Linked DNA regions of Homo sapiens: region 2 is linked to region 1. Evidence: read pairs that join two places in POLR2A ChIA-PET (ENCODE). Cell type or tissue: B cell. All regions are shown on one strand.

Evidence for each region. ChIA-PET counts read pairs that join two places held together with the same protein. Peaks named below come from ENCODE experiments on the same cell type or tissue, not always from the same donor. Only the 100,000 strongest peaks of a DNase experiment are listed, where the experiment ranks them.
Region 2: POLR2A ChIA-PET joins it to region 1 with 9 read pairs; 5 of 35 experiments call an interaction of 5 or more read pairs at or near these places.

Annotation. Positions count from the first base shown.
Region 1 is chr19:38,055,134-38,063,133 of GRCh38, reverse strand. The region is part of intron 2 of SIPA1L3 (signal induced proliferation associated 1 like 3); the gene reads right to left. Among named protein-coding and RNA genes, the nearest start is that of SNORD152, 100 kb to the left of the region's middle. RefSeq lists an enhancer at 7,008-7,578. In B cell, no CTCF peak of the experiment used is centred here; a DNase peak (open chromatin) is centred at 3,023; H3K4me3 peaks cover 366 bases; H3K27ac peaks cover 5,393 bases.
Region 2 is chr19:37,950,592-37,958,591 of GRCh38, reverse strand. All of the region lies in intron 1 of SIPA1L3 (signal induced proliferation associated 1 like 3), which reads right to left. Among named protein-coding and RNA genes, the nearest start is that of SIPA1L3, 47 kb to the right of the region's middle. In B cell, no CTCF peak of the experiment used is centred here; DNase peaks (open chromatin) are centred at 4,009 and 7,221; H3K4me3 peaks cover 1,237 bases; H3K27ac peaks cover 7,288 bases.

The DNA.
Region 1 (8,000 bases):
GGGGAGCCAGGCCCTGTGCAGAGCACATGACACCATAACACAAACCATTGCACTGAAGCTTCTAATCACCTGCTACTGTCACCCGTGCTTCACAATGGGGTTCAGAGAGGGCCACAAAGAGAAGGGGAGGAGGAGCCGGAATCTGAACCTGGGATTGGCTGACTCGAGTCTGCCCTCGTGACAACTCATGGGGCCACCCCATTTGAGAACATCTGTTGTCAAAAATGAGAGCAGGCCGTAATCCCAGCACTTTGGGAGGCCACGGCAGGCGGATCACCTGAGGTCAGGAGTTCAAGACCAGCCTGACCAACATGGTGAAACTCTGTCTCTACTAAAAATACAAAAATTAGCCGGGTGTGGTGATGCACGCCTGTAATCCTAACTACTCAGGAGGCTGAGGCAGGAGAACCGCTTGAGCCCGTGAGGCAGCAGTTACAGTGCGCTGAGATCACTGTAGTGCCACTGCACTACAGCCTGGGCAACAGAGTGAGACTCTTTCTCAAAAAAAAAAATAATAATAATAATAAAATGAGAGCAAAAACTGGCATTTACAGAACCATGAGCCCAAGTGGGCATCCTGCCCTGTGGTCAAGCTCCCTAAGCTGCACATAGCAATGGCAGCCCCCACTCAGGACTGGCCTCAAACCTGGCTCCACTGAGCCCACACAGCATCCTGAGGAGGAAGGCCCTACTGTTCTCCCCACTTTACAGAAGGGAACAGGGAGGCTCAGAGCAGCATGTTCCTGTTGAAGAGCACCCAGTGAGGGAAAGCAGAAGAGGGACTTGAACCCAGGCAGGTCAAATCTATGGCCATTAAAACCACTGTCATCTCTAAAGATTGGGGATAGAGCCATGAACACCGGGGCACTTAATAAATGCCTGCACTCCACTCCTGGGTGACTTAAGGCAGAAATTAGGCTTATGCTTTGGAGCCAGATTGCCTAGGATCAAATTCTGGCCCTAATATGTACCAGAGGGGGTAAGTGCCACCTCGTGAGACTGCTGGTAGATCCAGCAAGATGATCCCCATAGGGCACTCCCATACTAAGGGGCACATGGCAAGCACGCGATACATCCTTTCAACAGCACCTGCACTCACAGTGCACTCATCGGGGTGAGGGGTGGGGAGCAGCAATCCAACACCCAAATGCCAGCAAGCCACCATTCACTGGTCTATCTCCAGCATCCAAAACAGGGCCATCAACAGGGTGAATCTTCCACTAGTATTTTCTGAATCCATGAAAAAAAAAAACAAAACTCAAAAATCCCAAACCAACCAGATAACCAATTAGCCAGCCAACTAGATAACCAACCGACCAGTTAACTAATCCATTACCCAAACAGCCAACCAGCTAGTTAACCAGCCAACAGGTCTCATGTCTCAGGGGCCTGTTCCCATCTCTCTTCATCTCCGCCCCATCTCTGTCCCATGTTTCTTGTCCCTGCTCCATCTCTCTGTACTCCTGTCCCCCTACCCCTCTGCATCCCTGTACCTGTCTCTCCACGGCCCTGTCCTTGTCTGTCTCTCATTCTGTTTTTCTCTATATCTCTTGCACACGTGTGCACACAGATGGCCAGGGCCCTGCACATTTCTGGCTTCTGAGTCACAACCCCACGTCAACTCACCACTAAGGATGTGTCCCAGGCAGCTTCTGCCTGGCCCCTCTGGTCACCTCCTCCCAGATTCCAAGTTCTCAACATCTGCAGGGAGGGAGGGAAGCTAAGGAATTGGCCAAGATTATTATAGAAAACAAAAGAAAGAAAAAGAAAGGCTGGGCACGGTGGCTCACACCTGTAATCCCAGCACGCTGGGAGGTCGAGGCAGGCGGATGACTTGAGGCCAGGAATTCAAGACCAGCCTAGGCAACATAGCGAGACCCCATCTCTAAAAAGAAAAAAAAAATCAGGAGGCAGATACCAAACCATGTGCTAAATAAAAGAGTCACTGGCATGTGCCGCATTGTCCTGGCCCCTGAGTTCCCTGTATTCCAGGCAGGGTCTGCCTGGCCCATTCTTACCCCACCCTGAAGTGCAATATTACAAGGGATTTGGTTACTTTAATCAGAGAACAAACCTAGAAACCCCAAGAAGTACTAATTCGGAAGAAAAGCATACTCCCACATTTAAGAAGTTAGTACTTAAGGCTGGGTGAGGTGGCTCACGCCTGTAATCCCAGCACTCTGGGAGGCTGAGGCGGGCAGATCACCTGAGGTCAGGAGTTTCAGACCAGCCTGGCCAACATGATGAAATCCCGTCTCTACTAAAAATACAAAAATTAGCTGGGTGTGGTGGCACACCCCTGTAATCCCAGCTACTCGGGAGGCTGAGGCAGGAGAATCACTTGAACCCGGGAGGCAGAGGCTGTGGTGAGCCAAAATCAGGCCATTGCACTCCAGCCTGGGCAACAAGAGCGAAACTCTGTCTCAAAAAAAAAGTTAGCACTTAAAAATCTTTCAAGCTACATATTTTATACTTTTATCTACCTACCAAGCTCATTGCAGAGCAAAGATCTGGGAGGCAGAGGCCCAGAGGTAACAGTGGTTTCTCAGGGAGGGGAGCGACGGTGTGTGCCATCTGTGCATTCATTCTGTCCTCACCACTGGGGCTCCCAAACTGTCCAAAGTCACGCACCTCTGCTCAGGCATAGCCGCAGCCCACCTGTACTATTATTTACTGAACGTGATCCTTTCAACCAACTCACTGCCTAAACCCTTAAGAATATCCATGTTGGATTCGTTTTATTTTTTTTCTAATACTCATTAAACAAAATGTACAAATATTAGAACTCATAAAGCTTGTCTGTTTATCAAGGAAAATGGGCTTTAGGACCAGAAATGCATTAACTCCAAACTAGAATGCACCTCTCGGACATGATACTAAGTGAAAAAGCCAGACAGAACAACATATACAGTTCACAACTGTTTTTATATAAAGTTCAAAACTAGGTAAACTGGAACCACGTTATTTAGAGTTGCTCATCTAGGGAACACAGCTTTCACAATGCCAGGAAATGGTGACTGTGAAGTGCAGAGAGCAGTTGCTTTTAGAAAGAGGGTTCTGGTCACGTGCGGTGGCTCATGCCTGTAATCCCAGCACTCTGAGAGGCTGAGGTGGGCGGGTTACCTGAGCTCAGAAGTTCGAGACCAGCCTGGCCAACATGGCAAAACCTCGTCTCTACTAAAAGTACAAAAATTAGCCAAGTGTTGTGGCAGGTGCCTGTAATCCCAGCTACTTGGGAGGTGAGGCAGGAGAATTGCTTGAACCTGGAGGCGGAGGCTGCAGTGACCGGAGATTGCACTACTGCACTCCAGCCTGGGTGACAGAGTGAGACTCTGTCTCAAAAAAAAGGAAAAAAAAAGGGTTCTGGTGGCCAGAGCCCATGGGGGTTCCAGGCTGCCAGCAGGTTCTCTTTCTGGACCCGGGTTACCTGAGTGCTTGCTTTGGAATTCTTCGGTAAACTGTGTATTCACGTTTTACATGCTTGTCTGTATGTATGTTCCATTTCACAATAACAGAATTTTAAAGTCTTTTGTATTGCATGAGTTATTTTTAAACAGTGAGATTTTACTCTTGTATGACATAAGCAACTTTAAAATGTATACAAATGTATTTTAAAATCTCAGCTAACATGGTGAAACCCCATCTCTATGAAAAATACAAAAATTAGCTAGGCGTGGTGGCAGGCACCTGTAGTCCCAGCTACTCAGGAGGTTGAGGCAGGAGAATCACTTGAACCTGGGAGGTGGAGGCTGCAGTGAGCCGAGATAGTGCAGCCTGGGCAACAGAGCGAGACTCCGTCTCAAAAAAAAAAAAAAAAAAAAATCTCAGCTGTTTGCTGGGCATGGTGGCTCACACCTGTAATACAAGCCCTTTGGGAGGCTGAGGCAGTGAGCATAGCTTGAGCCCAGGAGTTTGAAACCAGCCTGGGCAACAGTGAGACCCCATCTCTACCAAAAAAAAAAAAAATGAGCTGAGTATGGTGACATGCACCTGTAGACTCAGCTACTCAGGAAGCTGAGGCGGGAGGATCACTTGAGCTATGATGGTGCCACTGCACTCCAACCTGGGTGACAGGGCAAGACTTTGTCTTTTTTTTTTTTTTTTTTTTGAGACAGAGTTTCACTCTTGTTACCCAGGCTGGAGTGCAGTGGCGGGATCTCAGCTCACTGTAACCTCTGCTTCCTGGTTTCAAGTGATTCTCCTGCCTCAGCCTCCCCAGTAAGCTGGGATTACAGGCATGCACCACCACGCCTGGCTAATTTTCTATTTTTAGTAGAGACAGGGTTTCACCATGCCAGCCAGGCTGCTCTAGAACTCCTGACCTCAAGTGATCCACCTGCCTCAGCCACCCAAAGTGCTGGGATTACAGGCGTGAGCCACCGCACCTGGCCAAGACTCTGTCTTAAAAAACAAAACAAAACAACAAAAAACTCAGCTGTTTGATCACCCTCTGTGCCACCCCAGTCACTCTCATGCCATAGCTTGAGATTCACTTTCTCTCTCCTATAAGAGATTTCCACTCCCAGAACCTGCAGGGCCACTTCGCCTGGATGAACACAAACATTGCGGGCTGCCTGGGGGAATGTGCACTCCCTCCGAGCCCAGAGGGAGTCAGGGAGAGCGGGGCACCCTCACAGAGGCAGTTTCAGGACAACTCTCCATATGTGACAGCTGGGGACAGAGGGGAGGCGCCTCTACCCACCTGAGACATGCAGGGGGGCACCTGTCTTCCTTCCCAGTGGGGAGAGGTGTGTGGGAATGGGGGTTGTGGGGCCAGGCTACTGTTAGGAATGAGCACTCCAGCCCCACCCTTCAGCAGCACCACAGAAGGCTCTAGAAAGGCTCTAGTTATGACCCTCGCTGGATGTGAAGCTCTTCTCAAGCCCGAGGGACCAGCTGGCAGATGGCGAGGGCCTGCTGTTCTGTTTGCTCAACACCATAATCAAACATCCTGCTCCGGGACTGCAACCCAGGCCAGGCAGAGCACAGCAGGCTGGAAGGGGACACCAGGCCCTCAGGAGACCAGGAAAATGGCTCTCCAGGAGCCCGATGAGCCCAGCACACCAGGAAACTGGCCACTCCCCAGGACAACAGACTTCTTTCTTTTTTAATGTTCCCAGTGGTGATCCCTTTCTAGGGGCAATTTGGCAAGAGCTTTAAAAAGTGTTCTCAGGCCGGGCATGGTGGCTCAGGCCTGTAATCCCGGCACTTTGGGAGGCCGAGGTGGGTGGATCACGAGGTCAGGAAATCGAGACCATCCTGGCTAACATGGTGAAACCCTGTCTCTACTAAAAAATAAAAAATAAAAAATAAAAAAAAATTAGCCAGGTGTGGTGGTGGGTGCCTGTAGTCCCAGCTACTCGGGAGGCTGAGGCAGGAGAGTGGCATGAACCTGGGAGGCGGAGCTTGCAGTGAGCCAAGATTGCGCCACTGCACTCCAGCCTGGGCGACAGAGCGAGACTCTGTCTCAAAAGAAAAAAAAAAAAGTTCTCACCCTCTGAACCAGGAATGCTACTTCTGTAAATTAATCCTAAATAAATAATAAGAGATGCAGAAAAATTCATAGTATCCTTTATAACAGGCAAAAAACCCAACCTCAATGAGCAACACCAGGAGTACCATTAAAGAAATTATCAACCCCTAGGACAGTAAACATCTATAGGCTATGCAGATGCATTCCCAGAAAAAAAGACAGGAAAGACTCGATAATTTGATGCTGGGGCTACTAGTGGTTTTCGAAAATCTGTTCTTTATACCTTCCCATATATATACATATATATACGTATATATATACGTGTGTGTGTGTGTGTATATATGTATACACATATATACACATATATATACATATATATATATATTTGAGATGGAGTCTTGCTGGAGTGCACTCTAGGCTGGAATGCAGTGGTGGGATTTCAGCTCACTGCAACGTCCGCTTCCTGGGTTCAAGCAATTCTCTTGCCTCAGCCTCCTGAGTAGCTGGGATTACAGGCGCCCACTACCATGCCTGACTAATTTTTGTATTTGTAGTAAAGACGGGGTTTCGCCATGTTGGCCAGACTGGTCTCGAACCCCTGACCTCAAGTGATCCACCACCTCGGCTTCCCAGAGTGCTGGGATTACAGGCGTTGAGCCACCGCGCCCGGTCCCCATATATATTTTTTAACGACAGGGTCTCATTCTGTCAGTAGCTGAGAATACAGGTGTGTACCACCATGCCTGACTAATTTTTTAAATTTTTTGTAGAGAGGAGGTCTGGCTATGTTGCTCCGGGCGGTCTCCAACTCCTGACCTCAAGTGATCCACCCGCCTCCCAAAGTGTTGGAATTACAGGTGTGGGCCACCACGCCTGGCCCCTTTCCATATTTTTTCATATTACTTTCAGTGAATGTTTCAAAATCAGGGGGAAAAAAAACCAAACAAGTTTTCATTCATTTGATTTACTTCCATTCACTAGGTGAGTATTTCCTGAGATCTTACTATGTGATAAGTAACAAAGCAGTAACCACGATAGCCCCCTTCTCTGTCCACTGACTAAAGGAGGAAACAAACATTAATTAAATGCACTTAAGCACACAAATCAGTCTAAAGCAAGAGAAGGAAGGGGTAAACTGACGAAGGATGGGAGCAGGGTGCTGGAGAGTGGGTGGCCAAGGAAGATGGCATGGAAGGGGTGGTGTTTAAGCCCTGAAGGATGAGAAGTTGGCCATGGAAAGGGGTGTGAGTGGGTGAGGGGGATGGAGGAAAAACAGGTGCAAGGATGCCACAGTGTTCAGGAATCTGGAGTTGACCTCCATGGCAGGTTTAGGGGGGCAGTGGCCCGACTGGCTGTCATGGAGATCGTGACCTGCCGAGGGTACAGAGGCTTCATCAGGAGGCCAGGGTAGCCACCCACGTGGGGGCAAGAGTGGCCTAGCCCAGAAGGAGGGTGGTGCTGGTGCAGAGAAGGGACCGACTGGGGAAGATCTGACTGCTCCTCAGATCAAGAGGTGCTCAGAAGCAAGGCAGTCAATCCTCAGCCGGGTACCTGGTGGGTGCTGGGCGCTGTGCCAGATGCTGGCCGCAGAGCCGCAGCCATCACTCCCACTCTCAGCCCCCACACTGTTCAGACTCGAGCGGGAGGGAGAGAGGTGAATAAATGAGCCGTCTCAGGGCAGTATGTTTGGGCTCTGGCAGTCAATCGGCTAGTTCGGCTGGGCTCCACTTGAAGAAAACCCGACAATTTTCCAAACAAAAGCCAGCCTCAGCTCTCCTATGGGGTGGGATGTATTTCAAAGTCCTTCCCAGCCAGGTTTTAAAGCTTCTCCCAAGTGTTCCTCAGCAGGGGGCATCACTCTCAACATGCAGATGAAGAAACAGGGCACAAAGCAGTGGCATTCCTGGACATCACAAACCAGAAGTCAGGCCCGCAGTGGGAGAATCCCGCACTCCTGCTCTGGGTTACTCCAGGGCCAGGCACCTCAGGCTCCACTGCTGGTTGTCAAATCCAAACCCATCCTCTTCTGATTCCTTGAGAGAGGTCCACATTTGTTGGGGTGGCAGGATACTAATCCAAAAAGCTTACTTTCCTGGATTCCCACGCAGCTAAACTAAGGATGTATCTGATTATGGCCAGTGTGAGGGAAGAGGAAGTTTGCAGGGGATGGGGGATGGGACCTTTTGGCGAAGCTATTGTTTTCCTAATAAATAAATGGGGCACACCTCTTCTACCCTTCTCTTGTACTTGGAATATAAATGTCATATCAGGGGGTGCAACCGTCATCTTGGGAGCATGAGGCTGAGAGTGACATGCTGGGGACAGCAAGATGAGGAGTCAGAAGGAGCCTGCTCCCTGTCCCTGCACCCCCCAACAGTGGCGCCGCCCCCAGCTGCCCTCCCTCCCTTTTCTTCTCATGTGTAAGAGACCACCTGTTGCCTTACTGAAGCCACGGCTTACTGGTTTTTTGTTACATGTAGCCGATTGCAATCTTGACTGATGGAGGTCTTACCAGATCATTTTACAG
Region 2 (8,000 bases), 100 kb after region 1:
CACAAATATATAATCTTATGTTTTCTTCTAAGAATTTTATAATTTTAACTCTTACATTTAGGTCTATGATCTACTTTGAGTTAATTTTTGTATATGGTGTGAGGTAAGGGTCCAACTTCATTCTTTCACATGTAGATAAACATTTGTAGTTTTTGTTTTTTGTTTTCAGACAGGGACTCACTCGGTTGCCCAGGCTGGAGTGTGGTGGCACAATCATGGCTCACTGCAGCCTTGATCCCTCTGGGCTCAGGTGATCCTCCCACCTCAGCCTCCCTGGTAGCTCAAATTACAGGTGCACACCACCATGCCCAGCTAATTTTTTATAGAGCAGGGTTTTGCCATGTTGCCTGGGCTGGTCTCAAACTCCTGGGCTGAAGCAATCCAACTACCCTGGCCTCCCAAAGGGCTGGGATTGCAGGCATGAGCCACCATGCCCAGCCTATTTGTAGTATTTTTGCAACTTCTTGTGAGACTGAAATTATTTCAAAAGAAAAGGTAAAAAAAACTTTAAAGGACTGAAATCATACAAAGTGTGGCATCCTATCTCCAAATATCTCCACTAAATAAGATACTTTTTAGGCCAGATATGGTGGCTCATGCCTGTAATTCCAGCACTTTTGGAGGCTGAGGCAGGAGGACTGTTTGGGCCTGGGAGTTCAAGACCAGCCTGGGCAACACGGCAAAACCCTGCCTCCACAAAAATAAAAAAAAAATTAGCCAGGCATGGTGATGCATGCCTATAGTCACAGCTACTCCAGAAGCTAAGGTGAGAGGATCACTTGAGCTCAGAAGTCGAGGCTGCAGTGAGCTGTGATTATGCCACTGTACACCAGCCTGGGCAACAGAAGACTCTGTCTCAAAAAATAAATTAAATTAAATTAAAAATTAGCTGGGCATGGTGACATGTGCCTATAGTCCTAGCTATGCAGGAGGTTGAGATGGGAGGGCTGCTTGAGCCCAAAAGGCCATGATTGTGCCACTGCACTCCAGACTGGGTAACAGTGAGATCCTGTCTCAAAAGAAAAGAAAAAAGAAAAAAAAGAAAAAAAAATTCCATTCACAATAGCATAAAAAAAATACATAAGAATAAATTTAACATAAGTGTAGACTTGTACACTGAAAGCTACAAGCACTGAAAAGCTGAAAGAAATTAAAGACAATCTAAATAAACAGAGAAGCATTCTTTGTACACAAACTGGAAGACTAAACATTAATATGGCAATTCTCACCATATTGACATGTAGAGTCAACACACAGTCTATCAAATCCCAGCAGGCTTTTGTGCAGATATTGACAAGGTGATCTGAAAACTTGTCAGTATGCAAAGGACCCACACAAGCCAAAACAATTTTGGAAAACAAAACAAGGTGAGGACTTAACACTTCCCGATTTCTAAAGTAACTTTAAAGCTACAGTAATGAAGACTGTGGCACTAGCAGTAGGATAGACATTTAAACCAATAGATCAGAAGAAACAAACCCTTATATTAATAATCAAATGACTTTTACCATAGTGCTACCTAATTCAGTGGAGGAAAATGGTCTTTTTTTCAACAAATGGAGCTGGGATAATTGGATATTAATACGCAAAAAGATAAATTTAGGCCCCTTATGTAATACACAAAAATGATATCAAAATTAATGATAGATTCAAAGGCAAGAGTTAAAAGTATGCAACTTCTAGGAGAAAACATGAAAGAAGAACTTCATGATACTGGGTCAAAGAGTTCTTAAATATAATACCAAAAGCACAATCCATAAAAGACTAATTGATAAACGGAATTTCCAAAATTAAAAACTTTTATATTAGGGTGGGCGTGGTGGCTCACACCTGTAATCCCAACACTTTGGGAGGCCAAGGTGGGCGGATCACTTGAGGTCAGGAGTTCAAGACCAGCCTGGCCAACATGGCGAAACCCCATCTCTACTAAAAATACAAAAATTAGCTGGGCATGGTGGCGTGTGCATGTAATCCCGGCTACTCAGGAGGCTGAGGCAGGAGAATTGCTTGAACCCGGGAGGCAGAGATTGCAGTGAGCCGAGATTGTGCCACTGCTCCAACCTGGGTGACAAGAGTGAGACTCAGTCTCAAAAAAAAAAAAAAACAAAACTTTTATACTTCCAAAGGCATGACTAAAAAAATAAAAATATTTTCTGGGAAAAAATATTTGCAAACTACATATCTGATGAGTGTTATCCAGAACATATCAAGAACTCTTACAACTCAATGAAATAACAAGATTAAGAAATAGGCAAACAATACAAATACATATTTCACCAAAGAAGATACACGAATGGCCAATAAGCACATAAAAAGATGATCAACAGCATTAGTCATCAGAGACATGCAAATCACAACTACAATGAGATACCACTGCACACCCACCAGGATGGCTGTAACAATAAGCGTTGGTGAGGATAAAGAAATACTGGACCCCAGCCAGGGGCGGTGGCACGCACCTGTGGTCCCAACTATTCAGGAGGCTGAAGCGGGAAAACAGCTTGAGCCCAGGAGTTTGATACTGTAGTGCGCCATGATCACGCCTGTGAATAGCCATTGTACTCCAGCCTGGACAACATCATGAGACCCTATCTATGAAAATGGCGCAGCCACTTTGGAAAACAATCTGGCAGTTTCTTAAAAACTTAAACAGAGTTACCAAATGACCCAGTAATTCCACTCCTGAGCAGAAATGAAAACATGTCCACACAAAGACCTGAACATAAATGTCTATAACAGCACTACTCATACTAGCCCAAACTGGAAACAATCCAAGTATCCATTAACGAATAATGGTAATGAAATTATCCATTCATGGTTAACGAATAAACAAAATGTGGTTTACCCATACAATAGAATATTATTCAGCAATAAGAACAAATGAACGACTGATATGAGCTATCACCTGGAGGAAGCGCAGAAACATTATGCTAAGTGACGGAAGCCTGGTACAGAAAAGACTACATACTGTATGACTGCATGTATTTGAAATGTTCAGGAAACGCAAATCTACAGAGACAAAGAGCAGGTTAGTGGTAGCCTGGGCCTAGGCGTGGAAGCAAGGACTGCCTGCAAAGAGGTACAAGATGGATATCTTTTGGGGTGGTGGTAATATTCTAAAACTGGATTGTGGTGATAGTTATGCAGCTTCACAAATTTACCAAAAACAGCTGAATTGCATACTCTTTTTTTTTTTTTTTGAGACAGAGTTTTGCTCTTGTTGCCCAGGCTGGAATGCAATGGTGCGATCTTGGCTCACGGCAACCTCCGCCTCCTAGGTTCAAGCGATTCTCCTGCCTCAGCCTCCTGAGTAGCGGGGATTACAGGCATGTGCCAACACACCTGGCTAATTTTGTATTTTTAGTAGAGACGGGGTTTCTCCATGTTGGTCAGGCTGGTCTCAAACTCTCGACCTCAGGTGATCTACCCACCTCGGCCTGCCAAAGTGCTAGGATTACAGGTGTGAGCCACCATGCCTGGCCTTTTTTTTTTTTTTTTTTTTTGAGAGACAGCATCTCACTCTGTCACCCAGGCTGGAGTGCAGTGGTGTGATCCCGGCTCACTGCAACCCCCGCCTCCTGTGTTCAAGCAATCCTCGTGCTTCAGCTACCCAAGTACCTGGGACTACAGGCATGCACCACAATGCCTGGCTAATTTTTGTATTTTTAGTAGAGACAGGGTTTCACCATGTTGTCCTTGCTGGTCTCGAACTCCTGGCCTCAAGAGATCTGCCTGCCTTGGCCTCCCAAAGTACTGGGATTACAGGCATAAGCCACTGCGCCCAGCCTGAATTGCATATTCTGAATGGGTGACTTTTATGGCACGTGTGTATATATACACACATACAGGCGGTGGTGGTGACAACTTCTGTAACCTAATCACCTCTGGACTTCCCACTCCATATGAAACCGCCTGGTTCTTAAAGCCGAGAGGCTTCACGCTTGGATGTGCTTATCACTAGGGGTTTACGGAAACTTAACAGATACAGGAGTATCTTGAAAACAGTGTTTTCAAGGGAAGCAATGTTCAGATCCTCAACATCCACAAGTTCCTCTTCCTAAAACTGATCTGGCTGCAAACCAGCCTGTCTCCTTCCCCACTGCCCACCCGCTGTTGTGCACTCCCCCATTTTCCCAAGGAGCACGACCGAGAGGTGTGTAAACCTCCAGGACTCCAAACACACAACATCAATATTGGTTTCGGGGAAGTAGCCTTTAGTGAACAATAAAAAGCTACTTAAACCCCCAGACTTGCCTGTCTTTCCCTGACTTAAGTATCTTTCTGCCAAACATGAAACTGGGCTTTAAAAATAGGATTTTCTGAACCATAGTAGGATCATGAATGTCAAAGCAGTATAGGTTAGTGGCTCTGATTTGTTCAAAGGGAACATTTTTCAGGACCACTGAATTTTTCTAGATCCACCAAGAAAAAATTCCCAGGGAAAAATTTACATGATTGCTTTCAGCTTCTGTGTACTTTACTCAATAAGGTAGTAAAAACTTTTTTTTATCTAACCACATCATAAAATATTTCAATTACATTCGACCTTCAAAATGTGTACTATTTTCTTCTCCCACAAATAAGACAAATTTAAAGTTACCATAAGCTTATTTTAGATGTTAGCTTTACAGTGTACAAGGAGGTATACAGGGGCTTATCAAAATTCTTTTGGGGAGGATGCAAGCAAAAATGTTTAACGATGATCAGATTAAATTTGAATAATCCTGGCTAACCCATGCCCTAATTCCTGGTGGCTGAGCTGTAGGAACTCAGCATGGGGCACAAATTCTGGGGAAAGCAAGATTTCAGACAATGGCAAAATCACACGTGCCTGGGGGTACAGCCAGCAGCGAGGAGTCAGTCAGGCCTCACAGCCCCTTCTTTCCCAGCTTTCAGGGGCCTCAAAAGCAAAGCTGCTCAAGGGAAGATTTGAAAAGGGATTTTCTGAACCGATAGGTCAATTCAAAAGATTTCCTTTCATTCGAGTAAAAGGGCTTTCGCCCCTCCTTCACCTCAAGTAAGTTTGGCACGCATGCACACACATACACACACACACACATGAGGAATGCATTCACCTTAAATTACCTTGAACTAAGTCAGTGATTACCCTCTTGAATATTTCCCACTATTAGCAAAATTCCTCCTAAGAGCAGACTTTGTTCCGAATTGGTCATGAACTCTATCCAGCTCTTTCCAAAGTTACCTGGGGAGGTACACACTGGGTCAACCATTATCCTAATAAAGTGCACAGATCTGACCAAATTCCTCCTGAAACATGATGCGATACGCCAGGTTTAGCGGCCAGTGTGCAAGGCTGGGTCATGGGCAGGAAAGGAATGTTTTTTTCCAAAGAGGAAAAAAACTGCAGACTTAAACTCTACTTTCATTCATTTGAGAAGGATCCTGGGCCCCCTCTATGGATAGGATTGTAAGCTGAGAATGCGGGTTCACGCCATTCTCCTGCCTCAGCCTCCTGAGTAGCTGGGACTACAGGCCTCCGCCACCACGCCTGGCTAATTGTTTTTGTATTTTTAGTACAGACGGAGTTTCACCATGTTAGCCAGGATCTCCCGACCTTGTAATCCACCCACCTCGGCCTCCCAAAGTGCTGGGATTACAGGCGTGAGCCACCGTGCCCGGCCAAGAATCCTCTGTGCATACACACACTCTGAAGTGTATGCAATCACCCAGGATGGTGTTCAAAATGCAGATACCCAGGCCTCAGGCCCCAAACCAGAATCTCCAGCAATGTGGAACAGAGCTGCTGTATTTTAACAAGTTCCCCAGGCCAGTCTGTTGATCACATAAAGCTAAGAACCGCCACTCAGGAAAGTCTAGCAAAGTGGTTCTCAAATATCTGATTCATACAAATCATTTCTGGAGAATTATTTATTTATTTTTATATTTTATTTTATTTTTGAGACAGAGTCTCACTCTGTTCCTCAGGCTGGAGTGCAATGGCACGATCTTGGCTCACTGCAACCTTCACCACCCGGGTTCAAGGAATTCTCCTGCCTCAGCCCCCTGAGTAGCTGGGATTACAGGTGCCTGCCACCACACCTGGCTAGTTTTTGCATTTTTAGTAAAGACAGGGTTTCACCATGTTGGCCAGGCTGGTTTTGAACTCCTGGCCTCAAGTGATCTACCCACCTCGGCATCCCAAAGTGCTAGGATTACAGGCATGAGCCACTGCGCCTGGCAGAGAATTTTTTAAATTTAAATATAGATTCTAGGGTCCACTAAAATTACTGTATTACTTAGGACTCTTTCGGTTGCAAGTGGCAGAGACCCAATTCAAACTGACTTGAGGGGAAAAAGGGCCAATGTTTTGGCTCCCATTACTGAGAAGTTCAGTTACCCAAAGAATTTGTCTGTAATGAATTATTTCCATCTCCTTTCCACTCGACCCTCTGAGCAAAGATGGTCCCCAGGCCCCCAGCAGCATTAAGCTTACACTCTACAACTTGGCACCTCCATAGGAAGAAAGCTCCTCTTCTTTCCTGGGAGCTCCAGAGAAAGACCTGTCTTAATTCTGATTGGACTGACTCACCTCCTCCCTTCCTTGAACCAATCCCTATGGCAGGAAGATAAGGAATGACCTGAACTGCCCAGGCTACTCCTAAGGCATTTCTAAGTCCAAACCAGGTAGACCAGGACATTCCACAACAGTGGGGCTTTTTTTTTTTTTTTTTTTTTTTGAGACAGTCTTGCTCTGTCGCCAGGCTGGAGTGCAGTGGTGTGATCTCGGCTCACTGCAGCCTCCGCCTCCTGGGTTCAAGTGATTCCCCTGCCTCAGCCTCCCGAGTAGCTGGGACTACAGGCGCCCGCCACCATGCCCGGCTAATTTTTTGCATTTTAGTAGAGACGGGGTTTCACTGTGTTGGCCAGGATAGTCTCTATTTCCTGACCTCGTGATCCGCCCACCTCAGCCTCCCAAAGTGCTGGGATTACAGGTGTGAGCCGCTGCGCCTGGCCCGGGGCTTTTTTTAAGTTGTTTTTTTTCCCACTTCTGTTTCTAAAACTTCCTTCTAGAAAATGTGAAAAATATACAAAAGTTTAAAGAGGAAGATGAAAATAATCTGTAAAGAGGAAGATGAAAATAATCTGTAATCATCCTACCAACTAAAATTTTTAGATCTTCACACTCAAAGCTGTGCACATGAGCACTGGTCTCCTGATTAGAATCCTATTCTGTACAAAGGATGACACTGTGGTTGAGTCTTCATGACAATTCTCCCAAAACTGAAGATAAACATTGTAGTCATTTTCATGTTTGTTCAGCCAACACTGGTTTGCTTCCCTTTTCCAGTTAATTTGCTCTTGTTTGTAACCCCTCAAGATGTGGGTATTTCCTAAGAAGAATCTCTGGATCACAGTACAATTATAAAAATCAGAAAGTGACAGCCTTACGGTACTGTGATCTAACGGACAGACACAATTCCAGTTTCAAGGGCATATTCCAGATTCCCTGCCATATCCCCAGTGCCTGGGGTAAATAATAAATTGCACACAGCGGTCTCAGTAAGTGAACGGACGGGATGGAGGAAGAGCAGTTCCCAACAGGAAAACCCCAAAAGAATGGTGAATGGTTGTAGGGCGGCCAAACCAGCAGATGATCTTCCTCTCCACCTGCGGGAGCAGATGCTCCAGGAGTGAAGCCAGAGAATCCCAACTGTTACCAAGATTCCCCAGGTGATGCCAACCCACAGCCAGGTTTAAGAATCACCGTCTGGGGAATAGATATAACCAGACACAAACACAGCATTTCCCCAGAAGCTTCTTCCAGATCTGCCTTTCACAAGAGAAGAAGGAAAAGTGCCGCATGCCGGGGTACTGGGGACAGGCGGATCAGACCTGGGAGGGCTCGCAGCGGAGGGAGCAGCAGACGGGCTTGTGGGGAGCAAGCGCCAGTCTCGGCACAGAAGGGCCCCGCGCAGCCTTCATGACAGAGGCGAGGCAGGCCCTAGAACCAAGCCCGCCATCAGCTCGCGTTCAAGTGT